Linked DNA regions of Homo sapiens: regions 1 and 2 are each linked to region 3. A link is a contact called in ENCODE Hi-C or POLR2A ChIA-PET data. All regions are on one chromosome and are shown on one strand. Each heading gives the region's core, a stretch centred on a gene start or an enhancer-like site at or near the end of the contact. The rest is flanking DNA. Distances are from core to core; before and after follow the strand shown.

Evidence for each region. A loop is a pair of places that touch in the nucleus more often than their neighbours do. ChIA-PET counts read pairs that join two places held with the same protein, here RNA polymerase II (POLR2A). Pooled maps may share reads with other maps.
Region 1: a pooled map shows a loop between it and region 3 (5-fold over the local background). The contact joins the promoter of LSM4 here to the enhancer-like site in region 3. A Hi-C loop is called at or near these places in 4 of 50 pooled maps. POLR2A ChIA-PET finds 5 or more read pairs at or near these places in 4 of 52 experiments (PC-9, activated CD4-positive, alpha-beta T cell, activated CD8-positive, alpha-beta memory T cell and 1 more).
Region 2: a loop to region 3 is called in a pooled map, with 3 times the contacts of the local background. The contact joins the promoter of PGPEP1 here to the enhancer-like site in region 3. A Hi-C loop is called at or near these places in 2 of 50 pooled maps. POLR2A ChIA-PET finds 5 or more read pairs at or near these places in 2 of 52 experiments (activated CD4-positive, alpha-beta T cell and activated T-cell).

Annotation. Positions count from the first base shown.
Region 1 is chr19:18,321,541-18,325,259 of GRCh38, forward strand. LSM4 (LSM4 homolog, U6 small nuclear RNA and mRNA degradation associated) reads right to left here and starts at 1,536. Exons shown (of 5, transcript NM_012321.5): 1 at 1,478-1,536. The coding sequence starts at 1,480. It overlaps LOC105372300 (a long non-coding RNA gene), which reads left to right. Exons shown (of 2, transcript XR_007067157.1): 2 at 194-457. RefSeq lists a silencer at 1,417-1,596 and enhancers at 1,657-1,876, 2,075-2,677.
Region 2 is chr19:18,338,231-18,342,094 of GRCh38, forward strand. It overlaps PGPEP1 (pyroglutamyl-peptidase I), which reads left to right and starts at 2,368. Exons shown (of 5, transcript NM_017712.4): 1 at 2,368-2,485. The coding sequence starts at 2,452. RefSeq lists a silencer at 2,217-2,406 and an enhancer at 2,238-2,925.
Region 3 is chr19:18,018,839-18,022,919 of GRCh38, forward strand. No RefSeq gene overlaps it. Among named protein-coding and RNA genes, the nearest start is that of ARRDC2, 13 kb to the left of the region's middle. RefSeq lists enhancers at 2,826-2,875, 3,350-3,899. Within about 2 kb of position 2,678, at least 36 of the 41 ENCODE cell types and tissues checked have a DNase peak (open chromatin) inside an H3K27ac peak, as active enhancers do; they include PC-9, where a contact is called at or near this core.

The DNA of each region.
Region 1 (3,719 bases), core at 286-2,785, 300 kb after region 3:
TTTCCCGAAAAGACCCTCTTCTTGCCTGGGGACCAGTCTGCCTTTGTAGGACTAACAAATAAGCTACAAGATTAGAAATTACCATTTAGGTAACTTCAGCCTCTGGCTGCAAGAGTCTGAAACTCCCCAAATTGCTCCTTGGGATAACATCACTATTATAAAATCTAAGATCAGTGCTTGAGATATTTTGCAGACCCCGTACTTGACGGATCAGCTGACACTACCCAGACCAGTAATCTGGCTCAACCAGTCCTGCGATCCCACCCAGGAACAGAAGACAGCAAGAAAACCTCACTTCAACACTCCCGTCGATGACTCCATCGACCTCAGGAAGCTCCAACCAATCAGCACTCCCCACTTCCTGAGCCCCTACCCGCCAAATTATCTTTCAAAACTCGGATCCCCTAATGCTCAGCGGAGACTGATTTGAGCAATAATAAAACTCTGGTCTCCTGCATAGCTGGCTCTGTGTGAAATACTCTTTCTCCACTGCAATTCCCCTGTCTTGATAAATCTGTCTAGGAAGACAGGCAAGGTGAACCCATTGGGTGGTTACACACTGACCAGCCGGATTTAGGGAGAGTTCTCACTAATCCACAGTTCTGATGCAGCCACCCCTGGGGGACCCTCCTGGTTACTGAATCTCCCACTGTCTCACAGAGTCTGGAAGTCACATCCCCAACAAGGGCCTTGGTTTCTCTCATTGAAAAAAGAAGGACCAGAAGCTGATGGGCCAGGAAACTCCCAGCTCTGAATTCCTTTTCCGATCTGCACAGTGGGGGACACGGGCACTTTCTAGCCCAGATCCAGAACTTCCAGAATCATAAACAATGGGCCCTGCAGAGACCTGGGCCGCAATTTTTCCTTCTTTGTATTGGGAGGATGTACTTTGTCCACCCCTAGCTCAAAACGCCCCCTTCCGCTGGAATGACATGCTATGTGACCCAAGGAGAAACACCACACCCCAGCACCAGGCCTGCTTTTCAGCCAGAAACCAAGAGGCCTAGGAGGCTGTGCTGCTAGCATCTTGCAAGCTCTGAAATTCCTAAAACTAAGTTTCACAACTCAGACTGGCCCCCTACTTCCCAGCACTCTAGTTTTCAATCAGGGAGGTCAGACTGGGCCCGAAGCGTAAGGGACCCCTTCCCTGCCCAAAAACTCTCTGCTGCATTTGGCGGATCCCCACCTTTTTTTTTTTTACTTCAGTTTCCCCACCTGCAAACTGGGAAAACTAACTAAGGCGAGGCCACTGTACTGTGGATACAAGTCCGTGCAACCCTAAATCCCAGACACGAACGTGATAGAGCCACCTGCAGTCTCCGGCCTCAGTTTCCCAGCCTCGTGCCGGGGGGCGGGACTCGAGGCTCGGACCTTACGTTCGCCCCGCGCCAACCAAGCCCACAGCGCCCGCCCGCAGGGATCCCAACGACTGCTGTTCCCGCCTCCCGGTGAGACCCCGCAGTTGCCCTGCCCTCACCATGGTGCCGGCGGGGACCGGGCTCGCCGGCCACTTCCGCCGCCGCCGCTGCACACGCTCCCGGCGGTCGTCGCCGCGCCGCGCGCCACTAAGCTGAAAGAAAGTGGCAGAGACGCAAGCCAGTCAGCACCGGGCTCGAAGGGCGGTCAACCAATCCACGCGGAGTAGGGCGGGGCCCGCTGGGCGAAAGGGCGGGGCGGGCCGTGTTCCCGCCGGAGGAACGAGGACGAGAGCCGTAAAGTGCCGCGGCTTGTAATGCAAAAGGAGGCGGAGCAACGCGCGCCGGCGCGGGGTGCATTGTGAGGAAATGCGTGCGCAGGTGAAACCTTCGTCGGTCTCCTGGGCTCCACGCTGTGGGCAAAGCCAGTTAATGCCTTTCGTTTGCAGTAGAGAGAGAGAAATCGAGGCTTCGTGGTGATTGGGCCGTGCCTGATGTTGCCCTTCCGACTCCTAGTTTTCTGATTCTGTAATTATCCAGGGAACATCATTTAATAGGTTGGAATCCTGACCACGACCCTCGGGGCCTCAGTTTGCTCCCTGTAAATAGTAGTGTCTGCTCCAAAACGTTGCTTACTGTAAGGATGAAATGAATGAAACCATGTAAAAGCACTTAAAACAGCGTCTGGCACATATTAAGTACTTATTACCTACTCTGTGCCTGTTTCTGCTCACAGAATGAACAAAACACAAAATTCGTGGCCCTCAGGGAGACAGACAGTAAACAAAGTAAATAGGCGAATGCTATTAGTTTTCTGGGGCCTGCTGTAACAAATGCCCACACACTGCGAGGTTTAAAACAACAGAACGTGATTTTCTCACAATTCAAGAGATCAGAATAATGAAGTGAGGTTGTCAGCACAGTTGGCTCCCTCTGGAGGCTCTGAGGACAATCTGTGTGTCCTATGCCTCTCTCCTGGGTTCTGGTGGCTGCTGGGAATCCTTGGAGTTCTTGGCTTGTAGATGCAGCCTTCCGCGTTCTGCCTTTGTCGTCACTTGGCCTTCTCTGTGTGTCTCTGAGTCTCAAATGTATCTCTCCTTTTTTTTTTCTTTTTTTTTTTTGTAGTAGAGACAGGGTCTCCCTATGTTGTCCAGGCTGGTCTCGAACTCCTGGGGTCAAGCAATCCTCCCTCCTCTGCCTCCCAAAGTGCTGGGATTACAGGCGTGAGCCACCGAGCCCGGCCGCTCCTTTTTCTTGTAAAGGACACTCCTTTCTCTTATTAAGTCCACCATAAATTTCAGGATAATGTCATCTCAAGATCCTTAATTACATCTGCGAAGACCCTGTTCTTTTTTTTTTGAGATGGAGTCTCATTCTATCACCCAGGCTGCAGTGCAGTGGTGCGATCTCAGCTCACTGCAACCCCTCCCTCCTGGGTTCAAGGGATTCTTCTGCCTCAGCCACCCGAGTGGCTAGGATTACAGGCACATGCCACAATGCCCAGCTAATTTTTGTATTTTTAGCAGAGACGGGGTTTTGCCATGTTGGCCAGGAGGTGGCCTCGAACTCCTGACCTCAGGTGATCCTTCCACCTTGGCCTCCCAAAGTGCTGGGATTACAGGCATGAGTCACCACGCCCAGCCTCGTTTTTAAATGACTGATGCTATTTATTGACATTATTCATAATATCAAAAGACTGAAAAAAACCCAATGCGACCAAATAATAGAGTAATACAGCTATAAAAAGGAATGAAGACAATCTTCATATACTGACATTGAATGGTGTCTGGATATCTTAAGTGAAAAAAACCAAGGTAGAGAACAGTTTTTACAATATGTCCTCTTTTGTGTGCAAAAAGAGAAATACATGCATGTGTATGTGTATATATATTTGCATGTGTGTGTGTATATATATATATATATATATTTTTTTTTTTTAACCACACCAAGCACGTGAACCAAATTTGCTTATATTTTTAATAAGAAACATAAAGGCCAGGCTCAGTGGCTCATGCCTGTAATTGCAGCACTTTGGGAGGCCGCGGTGGGCAGATCACCTGAGGTCAGGAGTTTGAGACCAGCCTGGCCAATATGGTGAAACCCCATCTCTACTAAAAATACAAAAAAATTATCTGGGCATGGTGGCGGGCACCTGTAATCCCAGCTACTCTGGGGGCTGAGGCAGGAGAATTGCTTGACCCCGGGAGGTAGAGGTTGCAGTGAGCCGAGAACGTGCCACTGCACTGCAGCCTGGGCGACAGAGTGAGACTCTGTCTCAAAAAAAAAAAAAAAAAGAAACGTAAA
Region 2 (3,864 bases), core at 1,118-3,617, 320 kb after region 3:
CGGTGGCAGGTGCTGGTAGTCCCAGCTATTCAGGAGGCTGAGGCAGGAGAATCGCTTGAACCCAGGGGCCGGAGGTTGTAGTGAGCCTAGATCGTGCTATTGCACCCCAGCCTGGGCGACAGAGTGAGACTCTGTCTCAAACAAACAAACAAAAAACCATAGTGTCTTGGCGAATGATGGCAAAGTCAAAGTGGAACGGGCTATCAGTGAACCACACAGTCAGGAGTTCTGGCTCATGCCTGTTATCCCAGCACTTTAGGAGGCTGAGGCAGGAGGATTGCTTGAGCCCAGGATTTCAAGACCAACCCAAACAGGCAACATAGCAAGACCTCGTCCCTACAAAAAATATAAAAATTAGCCGGGCATGGCAGCACGCGCCTGTAGTCCCAGCTACTCGGGAGGCTGAGGTGGAAGAATTGCTTTAGCCTTGGAGATTAAGGCTGCAGTGAGCTGTGATCGCTCCATTGCTCTCCAGCCTGGGCAAAAGAACAAGATCCTGTCTAAAAAAAAAAAAAAAAAAAAAATTCGTGACCCAAGTCCAAGGTCCAGTCCTGTTTCTGAAGATGTGGCCAGAAACTCAGCTTTCATTTTCTACCTGTTTTTAGAGGAATTCTGGTCTCTGATGAATGTTGGCAGAATGTGCCTGGGGATGTGCTGGGTGTTGAGACGCAGCTCTAACAGAACAACGCTTCCTCCTCTAGAAGTTCTCATCTCTATGTCGGAGGAAACGGGAAGCCAACCAGAGAGGCTGTGACCATACTAAATGATTTCTGCTTAATAATACCTGGGGAGGGGGCCGGAGGCAGTGGTTCACGCCTGTAATCCCAGCACTTTGGGAGCTGAAAAGGGTGGATCACCTGAAGTCAGGAGTTCGAGACCAGCCTGGCCAACATGGTGAACCTCCCTCTCTACTAAAAATACAAAATTAGCTGGGTATGGCGGCACTCGCCTGTAATCCCAGCTACTTGGGAGGCTGAGGTGGGAGAATTGCTTGAACCCGGGAGGCAGAGGTTGCAGTGAGCCAAGATCACACCACTGCACTCCAGCCTGGGTGACAAGAGTGAAACTACGTCTCAAATAAATAAATACATATATAATTTCTGCTTAATAATACCTGGGGGACTAAATAATCTGTACAACAAACCCCATGACACGAGTTTATCTATATAACAAACCTGCACATGTACCCCAAAACTTAAAAGCTAAAAAAAATTAAAAATGATTTCTGGCCAGGTGTGCTGGTTTACACCTGTAATCCCAGCACTTTTGGGAGGCCAAGGTGTGCGGATTGCTTGAGCTCGGGAGTTCGAGACCAGCCTGTGCAACACTATGAAACCCCCATCTCTACAAAAATACAAAAATTAGCTGGGTGTGGTGCCACACACCTGTAGTCCCAGCTACTCAGGAGGCTGAGATGTGAGGATCAGTTGAGCCCTGGAGGTCAAAGTTACAGAGCTATGATTTTGCCACTGCACTCCAGCCTGGGTAACAGAGTGAGACCCTGTCTCCAAAAAAAAGAGAGAGAAAGGAAATTATTTCTGAGCTTTATTGCTATGAAGAGGATGGAACCAGGGAATGAGATGGAACCACTGGGGGGTAGCAGTGAGGTCATTTCAGCCAAGGAGGGCCAGAAGGAACCCTCAGAGGAGGTAATAGGATAGCAGGGAGGTGATAGCCAGAGAAGGCCACAAGGAGAAAGTGACAGTTCACCCCTCGGAGGAGGTGACAGCCAGGACAGGAGGAGGGCCCCTGGGAGGAGGCGACATTGGAACACTGGAGCTGAGGCCTGAAGGAGGCCAGCTTCGCAGGTACCTGCGGGGTGTGTTCCGGCAGAGGGAACAGCAGGTACAATCGCCCTCCCCCATTAGCCTCCTAGGACCATGGGGGCCTGCAGAGAAACTTCTGGCACCACACAAATATGGTTGTCGTGTTTTTCCTTTTTTACTCTGTCCTCCCCCACCCCCGCCAACTTCCTGGCCTGAATGCTGCTCCTGTGACCCCTTGAGGCGAGTGACCTCGGGGAAGTGGCATTCTGTGCCTCAGTTTCCTTATCTGGAAAACGGGCCTTGCTCGCGGGGACTTCCCTCCCTAATTCTGCGCAGTATGCATGCATAGGGCAGGCCCTCAATGAACCCTTGCAGAATAAAGGACCGGCTCATCCCCAGCACCTGGCTCAGTGCGTGCAAGCGGCTACACACTACGGCATAAGATGTTCCCATTTTGCAGACGGGGAAACGGAGGCTGGGGAATACCGGGCCTAGCCGACGGGGGCGGGGCGCAGGGCGCGCACGCTGCGTCTCGGGCCCGGGGGCGCGCACGCCGAGCGGCTGACCGGGGGCGAGGCCGGGGGCTTGACAGGGGCGTGGCCTCGCGCGGCCGAGAGGCTGCAGCGGCAGCAGCTGTCGCGCCAGTCGCAACAGAAGCAGGTCCGAGGCACAGCCCGATCCCGCCATGGAGCAGCCGAGGAAGGCGGTGGTAGTGACGGGTACGCTGGCTGATGGGGGCTGTAGCGGCAGCGGCCGGGGGCAGAGGCGGGGGCGGCTCCGGGACTGCGGGGCCGAGAGGGGCAGGTGCTGGAAGTCCTCTCAGATTTGGAAGGTGTCATCACCCGCGGGAGCCCCGCGCAGCCCAGGCTTCCTGGAAAGTGGAGGAGGAGGAGCCTTGGGGGTCCCAGGGTCGGGAGTCAGGGCAGTCGGGCGCGGGGCTTGGGGGGCCGGGCAAAAGCCCGGCGCTGCGCAGGCCCCCCTGGCGTCCTTTCCTCCCAAGGTGGGGATGGTGACCCTCCTGGCACCTGCCTCCTCTGTCTGGCCTGCGGGCTGGACTGGACCCTTCCTCCCTGCCCCTTCCGAGGTCCAGCCTGTCCCCACACCGCTCCCCCAACCCCTGGCCCCAGGGGACAAAGGCCGATTTGCGGGCAGGAAGTGTCCCAGTGACAAATGAACCTCCCAGTCACTGCTCGCCGCGCCCTGCGCTCCTGGGGGGCTACTCTCCCAAGGCAGGGGCAGGTGGGGGTCCGGGGACCTCGGGCTCTCCCAGCTGTCCCAGGGACTGTCTTCAGCGGAAACCTTTTTGTGTTTTGTGCCAGGGCTGTTTGTTGGTGAGTCAGGGCCCCTGCTGTCACCGACTCCCCCCCACCCCCAAACCAACTGTTTCTCCTCCCTGAGACTCCGCCTCGGGGCCACGTGGGGCGCCAACTTCCGCTGGGGCCTCAGAGTCAAGGAGTGGGGGGGTCATTTTGACCTGCTGTCTGGAGGGGTCAGAGTGGGAAATCCAGCAAAGGTGCACACAGGTGTTTTGTGGCTGTTGAAGGGAGATTGAGGCTGATCCAGGAGATTCAGGGAAGAAGGAAGAAACAAGGCACCTGCTTAACAGGTGTGTATAATTGGGAGGAGGGTCACTGCCCCCATCCCTTCCAGCCTTCCTTTATCTGGTTATTTATTCCAGCACTTTTTGCATGAGCTGATTACATCTTTACTGTCTCCATTTTGCAGAAAGGGAAACTGAGGCTCACAGAGGTCATCCAGTTTGTAAGGGGCTGAGCTGAGACTCAAACTTTGGCTGTACAGAAGGATAGAGTTAGGAGGTCCCCTCCTGAGCCACAGCCCCTACCTGCTATCCCAGGCTACAGCATCTCTGCATAGCATTCATATCCTGTGGGATCACTGGCCCAGATGGACCGTATTTTTTTTTTTTTGAGACGGAGTTTTGCTCTTGTTGCCCAAGCTGGAGCACAACGGCGCGATCTCGGCTCACTGCAACCTTCGCCTCCTGGGTTCAAGCGATTCTCCTGCCTCAGCCTCCTGAGTAGCTGGAATTACGGGCACGCATCACCCCATCTGGTTAATTTTTTGTATTTTTAGTAGA
Region 3 (4,081 bases), core at 1,428-3,927:
CTCAGCTAATTTTTGTATTTTTAATAAAGACAGGGTTTCACCATACTGGCCAGGCTGGTCTTGAACACCTGACCTCAAATGATCCACCTGCCTCGGCCTCCCAAAGTGCTGGGATTACAGGTTTGAGCCACCGCGCCCGGCCCTCCAAGCTGATTTTTACCTTGGGGACTTCTCATATACTATTCCCCCTGCGAAAAGGCTCTTCCCCCATTGGTGGTTTCTCTTTACCCCCTGGCCTCACTTTTTCAGAGCCACTCCAACCTCCTGGCCAAAGTTGCCACCCCCTCCATCACTCCCTCTCCTATCTCTCTGTTCTGTAGTCTTCCTAGCCCTCATCACGCTCTGAAATTACTACTTAGATGTTCATTTGTTTGTCTGACCCTCTGTGGGCAGGGCCAGATCCAGGCTCTGACCCCCGCCCCAGCATGCAGCAGGCATGAGGGTGGTTGACTAAGTGACTGGGGGACCACTGCTCTGCCTACTTTGATGTGGATGAAGACTCCTCTTTTTTTTTTTTTTTTTGAGACAGAGTCTCACTCTGTTGCCCAGGCTGGAGTGCAGTGGGTTGATCTCTGCTCACTGCAAGCTCCGCCCCCCGGGTTCATGCCATTCTCCTGCCTCAGCCTCCCAAGTAGCTGGGACTACGGGCGCCCACCACTACGCCTGGCTAATTTTTTTTTTGTATTTTTAGTAGAGACGGGGTTTCACAGTGTTCGCCAGGATGGTCTCGATCTCCTGACCTCGTGATCTGCCCACCTCGGCCTCCCAAAGTGCTGAGATTACAGGCATGAGCCACCACGCCCGGCCTTTTTCTTTTTTTTTTCTTTTCTTTTTTTTTTTGAGACAGCATTGTCCAAGCTGGAGTGGAAAGCCTCGATCTCGGCTCACTGCAAACTCTGCCACCCGAGTTCAAGCAATTCTCATGCCTTGGCCTCCTGACTAGCTGGGATTACAGGCACCCATCACCACGCCCAGCTAATTTTTGTATTTTTAGTAGAGACAGGGTTTCACCATGTTGCCCAGGCTGGTCTTGAACTTCTGACCTCAGGTGATCTGCCCATCTTGGCCTCCCAAAGTGCTGGGATTACAGGCGTGAGCCACCATGCCCAGCTCAGATGAAGATTCTGATGGGGGTGGAGGTGTCATCCCTTGCACTTGCTCCCAAGACCTCCTAGAGTCAGACGTGTCCCCCATGCAGAGTCAAATGCTAGGTCTCTATCTCTCAGTGTCTCTGTCTGTTTCATTCTGACTCTCACCATCTTTTCTTTCCCATCTCTGTCTCTCTCTCAATATCTGTCTTGCTTACTGTCTCTGTCTCTGTCTCTCAGTCTTATTGCCTCTGTACTTCTGTCTCTTTCTCCCTGTCTCTGTCTCCCTCTGCCTCTGATTCTCTCACTATCTCTCTTGGCTACCATCTCTCTGTCTCTTTGGGTCCCTGACTCTCTCACCATCTCTGCCTCCTGCCCTGGCCCGGCCAGCTGGGGGACAAGGGGTGACAAGCAGTCAGGGCGCCCGCTGCTTGTTTTCCCACCCACGCTGGCAGGGAGCCCAGCCCAGCCGGGCCACTGTTCAGGAATCCTCCAGCCTCCCCGCTCCAGCCACCAGGCGCGGCCACCGCCAGCCTCTCCTCCCAGCACATTCTGTCCCAAGCAAAGAGCGCCAGAGATGGGGTGGGGGTGGGGGTGGGAGGGGGACGCATTCCTGCTGAGCTCCAGTTACAGGACAGCTTGTCCTGGTGGCCCCACCAGCACAACCTCCTGATGGCTCCCCATCCTGCTGTGGGGTTAGACCTTCCTGAATGAAGCCAAAGCCCCTCTGCCAGTTCGTGCCCACCTCAGGGCCTTTGCACCAGCCATACCTTCCACCTGGCACTCTGTCTCCCTAGATCTCCCCAAGACCTCCTCCGCCTGCACATCTGAGACCTCACATCACCTTCTCAGCAAGTCCCCTCTGTCCCTAGGCCCGGGCACCCCAAATTCCCCTCCTGCTGCCCCAGTGCATTTAATTTCCTGGTCCTCCCCATGTCCCTGGGGTTACATATTCACTTGTTTGTTGATGTGGTGTCTATTACACCAGGTCCCCACTGTGTCCCAGCACCCTGAACACACAGTAGGTGGCTTAGTGAAGGTTTTTACAATTGACATCTATTCCTCCCAAAGCTCAGCCCGCCCAGGCTCATCCATGTGGATCCACAGTTCTGACCACCCCACCTCTGCCTCACCCTGCCTCCGCCACCCCTGCACCCTAATGCAGCAGGATTTCCCAAGCCCCCCTGCCTTGGCCCAGGGAGTTATCTCCACCAGATCCACCTTTCTGAGCGAGGAGCTGGGTGCATTGAGGGGCAGGGGCGGCTGGAGTTCAGATGCACCTTTTGAGCGAGGGGCTGGGCCTCTCTGTCGCTGGGCTCCAGGCACAGGGCAGTCATGATGTACACACACACGTGCAAACACACACGCACACACATAAGCCTGTCAGCAACATAGAAACACCAGCCAGTGAACTCGGGCACAAGCAGCCGGGCACAGAGTGTTCACCAGGTGCTCACATGTGGAGTACCCCAACTCCTAGGAGGATGCGGTTATGGCCTGGATCCTACAGGTGGGGCCCAGACATGGGCTTTGAACCCACGCCAGGGTATGCACAAACCTATCCAAACACACGCGTGTCTGCCCTAGCTTCCCTCACCCGGGAGTCACCCCCCCACCCCCCACCTTGTTTTTGATGTTCAGGAAAGTCCCCAGAAAGCACTGGGCCCGGGCAAGGGGCCAGGAGGAAATGGTGACTCAGCCGGTGGCCATCAGTGCCTGCCACGCTGGGCTGGGTGGACTGCGCGGCCCGATCTGGGAGGATCCACAGAAAACAACAATAAAAGATGAGGGCGTGGGTGCGGGGTAAAAAGGACTCAGCCCAAGAATGATCAGAGAGGGGATGGATCCCCCTGTGCTCCAACACTTCAACCCTGCTGGGCCTGATTGACAAGTGGGGAAACTGAGACACAGGGAACAAGTGACTTCGCCAAGGCCCACCAGCCAAGATGGTACAGGCAAGGGGATCCCTAAGTCCTTAACACAGGGGTCTGGAGGAATGTCTACCTGCCCTGCCCTTTTTTTTTTTTTTTTTTTTGGAGACAGGGTCTCACTCTGTCCGTCAGGCTGGAATGCAGTGGCATGATCTCAGCTGACTGCAATCTCCGCCTCCTGCCTCAGCCTCCCAAGTAGCTGGGATTACCGGCGCCTGTCCCTATGCCCAGGTAATTTTTGTATTTTTAGTAGAGATGGGGTTTCACCATGTTGGCCAGGCTGGTCTCAAACTCCTGACCTCAGGTGATCTGCCCACCTCGGCCTGCCAAAGTGCTGGGATTACAGGCGTGAGCCACAGTGCCCGGCTCCCTGCCCCACTTTCTGAGACCCAGATCCACTTCCTGGTTTCCTGTGTGGTCATGTGACCACACTTGGCCAATTGGAGCCTTTTGTTATCACAGGCACAGGGATTGGGTCAGGGCTGGGCACGTGATCCTGCCTGAGCCAATCATGCTACGAGTTTGGAGACTCCCTGGAAGAAGGCCTAGAAGTAAGGAAAACCATCTTGGACGCATGATGATGGCAGTGGATCAGAGTCCCAAGGACACTGGTGAAGATCAGAGCAGGACTCACACAACCTCAGATCCCTGTGGAGTCAGGGTGGAACCAGAGGGAAGGCTGAAGGCTGGAGGGTCCTGAGAGGCCTTGCAGAAAGAGAGGACATTGGAGCTGGGGCTTTGATGGATGAAGAGGAACTAGGGAAAGGCATTTCAAGCAGAGGGAACAGCCTGTGCAACCACAGCAGGCAGGTGGGAGCTAGGCGTGTCCTCAGCCACCCCAGTGGCCCCATGGGGCTGGAGCATAGAGAGGCATCTGCAAATGTGTTTATTTGTTTATTGAGACGGAGTTTTGCTCTTGTTGCCCAGGCTGGAGTGCAGTGGCGCAATCTTGGCTCACTGCAACCTCCGCCTCCCGGGTTCAAGCGATTCTCCTGTCTCAGTCTCCTGAGTAGCTGGGATTACAGGCGCACGCCACCACGCCCACCTAATTTTTTGTATTTT